2 separate regions of the Homo sapiens genome follow, and region 2 is linked to region 1. Evidence: read pairs that join two places in POLR2A ChIA-PET (ENCODE). Cell type or tissue: OCI-LY7. All regions are shown on one strand. Links, peaks and the distances in the headings refer to the core of each region. The heading gives the core; the rest is flanking DNA. Region 1 overlaps CKAP5 (cytoskeleton associated protein 5). Region 2 overlaps CSTPP1 (centriolar satellite-associated tubulin polyglutamylase complex regulator 1).

Evidence for each region. ChIA-PET counts read pairs that join two places held together with the same protein. Peaks named below come from ENCODE experiments on the same cell type or tissue, not always from the same donor. Only the 100,000 strongest peaks of a DNase experiment are listed, where the experiment ranks them.
Region 2: POLR2A ChIA-PET joins it to region 1 with 17 read pairs; 4 of 35 experiments call an interaction of 5 or more read pairs at or near these places.

What each region holds. Positions count from the first base shown.
Region 1 is chr11:46,807,606-46,810,409 of GRCh38, reverse strand. It overlaps CKAP5 (cytoskeleton associated protein 5), which reads left to right. Exons shown (of 44, transcript NM_001008938.4): 6 at 536-668; 7 at 910-1,010; 8 at 2,266-2,379. Among named protein-coding and RNA genes, the nearest start is that of CKAP5, 37 kb to the left of the region's middle. In OCI-LY7, for the core only: CTCF peaks have their summits at 1,205 and 1,409 (motif pointing right); a DNase peak (open chromatin) is centred at 1,419.
Region 2 is chr11:47,159,695-47,162,498 of GRCh38, reverse strand. It overlaps CSTPP1 (centriolar satellite-associated tubulin polyglutamylase complex regulator 1), which reads right to left. Exons shown (of 9, transcript NM_024113.5): 8 at 1,309-1,372; 9 at 252-1,035. The coding sequence ends at 861. Among named protein-coding and RNA genes, the nearest start is that of ARFGAP2, 16 kb to the left of the region's middle. RefSeq lists silencers at 1,230-1,396, 1,147-1,441. In OCI-LY7, for the core only: CTCF peaks have their summits at 689, 888, 1,088 and 1,289 (motif pointing right); DNase peaks (open chromatin) are centred at 768, 1,288 and 1,672; H3K27ac peaks cover 1,310 bases.

The sequences.
Region 1 (2,804 bases), core at 225-2,724:
TGAACCTGGGGAGGTGGAGGCTGCAGTGAGCCAAAATTGTCCAGCCTGGGCAAAAGAGTTGAGACCCTGTCTCTCAATGAATGAATGAATGAATCTTTCTTGTTTGCCCTGGTAGAGCCACATAAATAAGAAATTAGAGGCCAGGCACGGTGGCTTATACCTGTCATCCCAGCATTTTGGGAGGCTGAAGCAGGAGGATCACCTGAGGTCAGAAGTTCAAGACCAGCCTGGCCAACATAGTGAAACCTCATCTCTATTAAAAATACAAAAATTAGCCGGATGTGGTAGTGCACACCTGTAATCCTAGCCACTCGAGAGGCTGAGGCACGGGAATTGCTTGAACCCAAGAGGTGGAGGTTGCAGTGAGCCAAGATCATACCACTGCACTTCAGCCTGGGTGACAGAGTAAGACTCTGTCTCCAATAAAAAAAAAAGAAAGAAATTGGGTCCTGATATGTCAATAAATGTAAGTATTAAGTATGTTAACTAATGGTGGAGATGCAGATATTATTTAAATATTATATGACATTTGCAGTTGAAAGAACTAGAAGAAGAATGGGTCAAACTGCCAACAAGTGCTCCTAGACCTACTCGATTTCTTCGTTCCCAACAAGAACTAGAAGCTAAATTGGAACAACAACAGTCTGCTGGTGGAGATGCTGAAGGAGGTAAGCCAATTTTAAACACCGGTTTCTGCAAAAATTAGCAAGAACTGGCACTGCCATGAGAATCTGTGTTCATTAGGCATATTTTGTAGGATTGCCTTTAATAAAATATAAGTTGCATGTAGCTTTAATAACTCTGGTCCCTTCTCTATTAAAATTTCATCAGGGTTGTGAAAGGACTGATAACTGATAAGTAAAACAATTCTAAGCATTTTTAAGGTTTGTGTTGTTTTTCTCCTTAAAGGTGGTGATGATGGTGATGAGGTGCCACAAATAGATGCTTATGAGCTTTTAGAAGCTGTAGAAATCCTTTCCAAACTTCCCAAAGACTTTTATGACAAAATTGTAAGTAATAGTTAAACTTCTTTCATTTATTTCTTGTAAAATAATTACTTGAATAGAATTAGAATACTCTGCTGAGCCCTTGCCTGATGCACCCCCTTCCATCCCATATCTTCCCTAGTAGAGTGAGTTAGTTGCTTCTTCCTCTTTGCTCCCACACTACTTTGTACATATATATATTATAGCACTTTTTTAAAACATGTCTTGCCATAAAACCAGAACATTCTTGACTTCCTTTTTCTAATTTTCTCTCTGGTTTTTAACACTAAAGAGCTCCGGATTCCTCCCCTTTCTCCGTTTCTACTGCCACTACTTTACCCCAAGGTTTCTTGACCTTAGCACTGTTGACATTTTTTGTCAGCTGTCCTGTGCATTGTATGATGTTTAGCAGCATCTTTGGCTTTTATCCACTAGATGTCAGTAATACCATCTCCCTAAGTCATGACAATCAAAAATGTCTTGAAACATTGCCGGAAGTTCCCTAGGAGACAAAATCATCCCCAGTTGAGAAACACAGTCTTATCCCAACCACCACTGTAGTAGTGGGTTGTTGGTTATGTGATTGTTCTTTTCTGGTCTTTTTAATGTTGTCAGTGTAGAAATTCCTCTCCTGTAATTGTGCTGCTGTGAGATGGGTGGGCTAGAAATGCTTTCTATTAATGTTTTCTGTTTGACATCTGCTTACTAACGTTTGCCTAGAAAATGAGAATGAAACGTCTATGGCATTGTTTGTTTATTATATTACTTTAGTTATAACATCTTATGAAAATACTTTTTATATATGAACAAAAATTTATATATATGAACAAAATGTTCTGATTGCCTCCACAGTTTTATTTTTTATTATTATTACTATTTTTTTGAGACGGAGTCTCGCTCTGTCGCCCAGGCTAGAGTGCAGTGGCGCGATCTTGGCTCACTGCAAGCTCCGCCTCCCGGGTTCATGCCATTCTCCTGCCTCAGCCTCCCGAGTAGCTGGGACTGCAGGTGCCTGCCACCACGCCCGGCTAATTTTTTGTATTTTTAGTAGAGACAGGGTTTCACCTTGTTAGTCAGGATGGTCTCGATCTCCTGACCTCATGATCTGCCCTCCTCGGCCTCCCAAAGTGCTGGGATTACAGGCGTGAGCCACTGCGCCCGGCCAGTTTTATAATTTTTTAAAAAAATTATGTATCTTTGAATTAGCAGAGTGCAATAAATAGACTTTTATTCCGCTCTCTTATTTCCTGTTACAAATGACTCATATTGTATCTTGCAGGAGGCAAAAAAATGGCAAGAGAGAAAAGAGGCCCTGGAGTCTGTAGAAGTACTAATAAAAAACCCCAAACTGGAAGCTGGCGATTATGCAGATTTAGTAAAAGCATTAAAGAAGGTAAATATGAGGACTTGCAGTACTGGTATTGTAACAGCCATCAGGCCTTTGAATTTCTCATCAGTCATCTTTTTAATTACACATACATTGCCACTTAAGGAACATTACTGATGGTATTTGAATTACAGACATACATTTTTAAAGGGTTGTTTTAAATTCCTGTTGTGGGTTAGTTTCATTTTCAATCTTTGTTTTTTGTCACTTTGACTTTAGGTATGCTATTTGATAGCTTCTGTAACTCTCTAGGAAAAGAGAGTTGCTGATCTAGAACTACATTTTCCAGTTTTATAATTCTATAGGATGAGCTATTTAAGTTAGCTGTATTTAATTGGACAAATATTAAACATGAAGATAGCAAATGATAACACACTACTTTGTATCAGTATGTAAAGAGTATACGAATATGAGGTCAGTTCTGAAACAGA
Region 2 (2,804 bases), core at 60-2,559, 350 kb before region 1:
GGTCTTTAAAGTTATGGGAACCTGGCCTTGAACCCTCTGAACCTGTTTCCTGAAGGCCGTTCCAGCTGTGAGCACTTTTCCTCTGGAAGGTTGCTCTTGTGCGAAGCTAGGCCCCTCTGCTCGTTGTCTGAGGCAGGTCCCCAGGTCTGAGTGGGCCACTGGCCTACCTCCTAGTCCTACCAGAAAAGCACCGAAAACCCAAACTCCCCCTCTCCCTTCTCCCCTCAGCCTAGGAGCTTTAGACTCACCAGTTACCAGACATGAGGGACTTTTTATTCGTTTCACATGTTTGTTTAGCTATTAGACACAAAGGGGTCAAGACTTGAAGCAGTTTTTGCAAGTGAAATCATCTTCTGGCCCACCCTTCATATTACCAAGGCTACTGGCTGTTCTCCAACAGGCCACAGCGGTTATGTCCTCCTGGTACTTGCGTCGCAGGTGTCACCCTTGATGGTGCAAGGCCCTGCGTGGCTATTCGGGTTCTCCCCCTTAATGGAGTTGCTGTGAGGAGATGAACCTTATTGGGGGACCCGCAGAGGCTGGCTCAGAAGAGACTGCTCTTAAGAGGTTAGGAGGACTAACAGGCTACGGCGTGACAAGGTGGCCTCAGCACAGTCTGTCAGCTTGGGGCCTAAGTGAAGTTCACAGGCTGATAGGGCCAGGGAGAGCAGGCCATTCACCTTCCGGGGCCACTGGCTGGGCTGATCATCAGAGCCCCTCTGGCTGGTCTTGGGGCTGTTATTCACCTTGTCAGCAGCAGAGGGCAGCACAGCAAGGTGCTGGAGAGGAGGCTGGGTGGGCACACCAAGGGCTGGGTGGGAGCAGGTACAGGGCGCTGTGGGCAGGACCCTTTGGACTCCTCAAGTCTCCGACTCGTCTGTCTCTTCAGTGGAGCCATCACTCTCTCCATCCACTTTTCGGGAATGATGGAGAGGTCTCCAGGGAGAGCCAACCCGGGGAGGGGTCCGGGAAGGCAGGCAACTGGCCTCTGGACTGGCTGTGACCGAGTTGACCAGGCCTGGGACCTGGGCCAGCCTGAAGAAGGGAAGAAGCCTGGAGGGCAGCGAGAGGCCTCCTGTACAGAGAGCAGGGCCTCCATGCCCACTCTTAACACTAGGGTAAACCCCTGGGCTGCAGCCCCCAAAGGACTCAGAGGGAGGGACACCTCAGGCCTCCACTGGCCCCCAGACCCTTCCCTGGCAGATGTGGGATGTTACAGACAAGTGGTGTTGGCCCCAGATGGGGCACAGCCGTGTCCGACCCGTCTGGCCCCCACAAGGGGGCAGTATCCTCCCACTTGACACTTACAGCCGTTCCAGCTCTTCATCCATTGCTGGGTCGTGCATCAGATCCCCCTTGTCAGGCAAAGCTCCTAGGAGATCATTGGGGGCACAGTAGTTAATCTGAGGGCCCTTCAGCCAGGCAACAGATTCCTCCATGCCCCTCACCTTCACGGCTGCCTGTTCTGCTGACCCTGCGAGGGCCGATCTAAAGATCTGAGGACTGCTAGAGGGGCCAAGAACAGTCACGGAGCAGGAAGGTGCTCGCTGTTGCTTGATACATTTATTGAATCCCACTGCCTACTTTCCCTGCCTGGGGCAGACACCACAGCCAAGGAGTGTGGTGATCCCCTTCCAACACCAGGTGGTGGTTGTGACCTGGTGCTGGGAGTTGAGTTCCTTCTTGAGGCCTCAGGTACTGGGCTGAAAAGGATATGGTCCAGGCTAAGCCCAAAGGTCAGACATTACCTAATTTTGTGTCCCTAAATCAGGATGACCCCACTTTGGAGACAGATGGTTAAAAAAAAAATGCTGCCTCTGCTTCTCCAAGGAGGATCCCAGGGGCAAGAGGAGAAGGCTGGGTCAGGGCCAGAATTAACCCGGCACAGGCAGATTTCCCCTTTTTCCAAATCTTTTTCAGATGATGCCTCCTGGCCCCTCTTGCCCTAAGTTAGTGGTTTTCAAAGTACATCTCATAGAACCCTCTCATTTGTGGGGTGCCCTGGGGACTAAGGGAACAGGGCTGACCTCCGTGACGCGTCAACCAGTGTATCTCCGGATTTCTATTTCATACGCTGGAGATGCAGGTGAGGCCTGAGACCACATGCTTCTTTCTGTCTCCCATTCCATCCAACCACCCAATGTTAGTGTGCAGTAAAAGTGGTTGAATGAGAGTGACTTTTTTTTTTTTTTTTTTTTTGAGACAGAGTTTTGCTTTGTCACCCAGGCTGGAGTGCAGTGATCATGGCTCACTGCAGCCTCGACCTCCCATGCCCAAGCGATCTTCCCACCTCAGCCTCCTGCGTAGCTGAGACCAATGGTACATGCCACCACACCCAGCTAATTTTTGTTTTTTTTCTAAAGAGACGGGGTTCTCCCTATATTGCCCAGGCTGGTCATTAACTCCTGGGCTCAAGCAATCCTCTTGCTTTAGCCTCCCCAAATGCTGGGATTACAGGTGGAGCCACCATGTCTGGCTATTAGTGTTTATTTATTTGATGGAGTTTCGCTCTTGTTGTCCAGGCTGAAATGCAATGATGCGATCTTGGCTCACTGCAACCTCCGCCTCCCTGGTTCAAGTGATTCTTCTGTCTCAGCCTCCCCAGTAGCAGGAATTACAGGCATGTGCCACCACAACTGGCTAATTTTGTATTTTCAGTAGAGACGGGGTTTCTCCATGTTGGCCAGGCTGGTCTCGAACTCCTGACCTCAGGTGATCCGCCGCCTCGGCCTCCCAAAGTGTTGGGATTACAGGCGTGAGCCACCACACCCAGCCAGTGTCCTTTTTAAAGGCCCTTAGAAAAG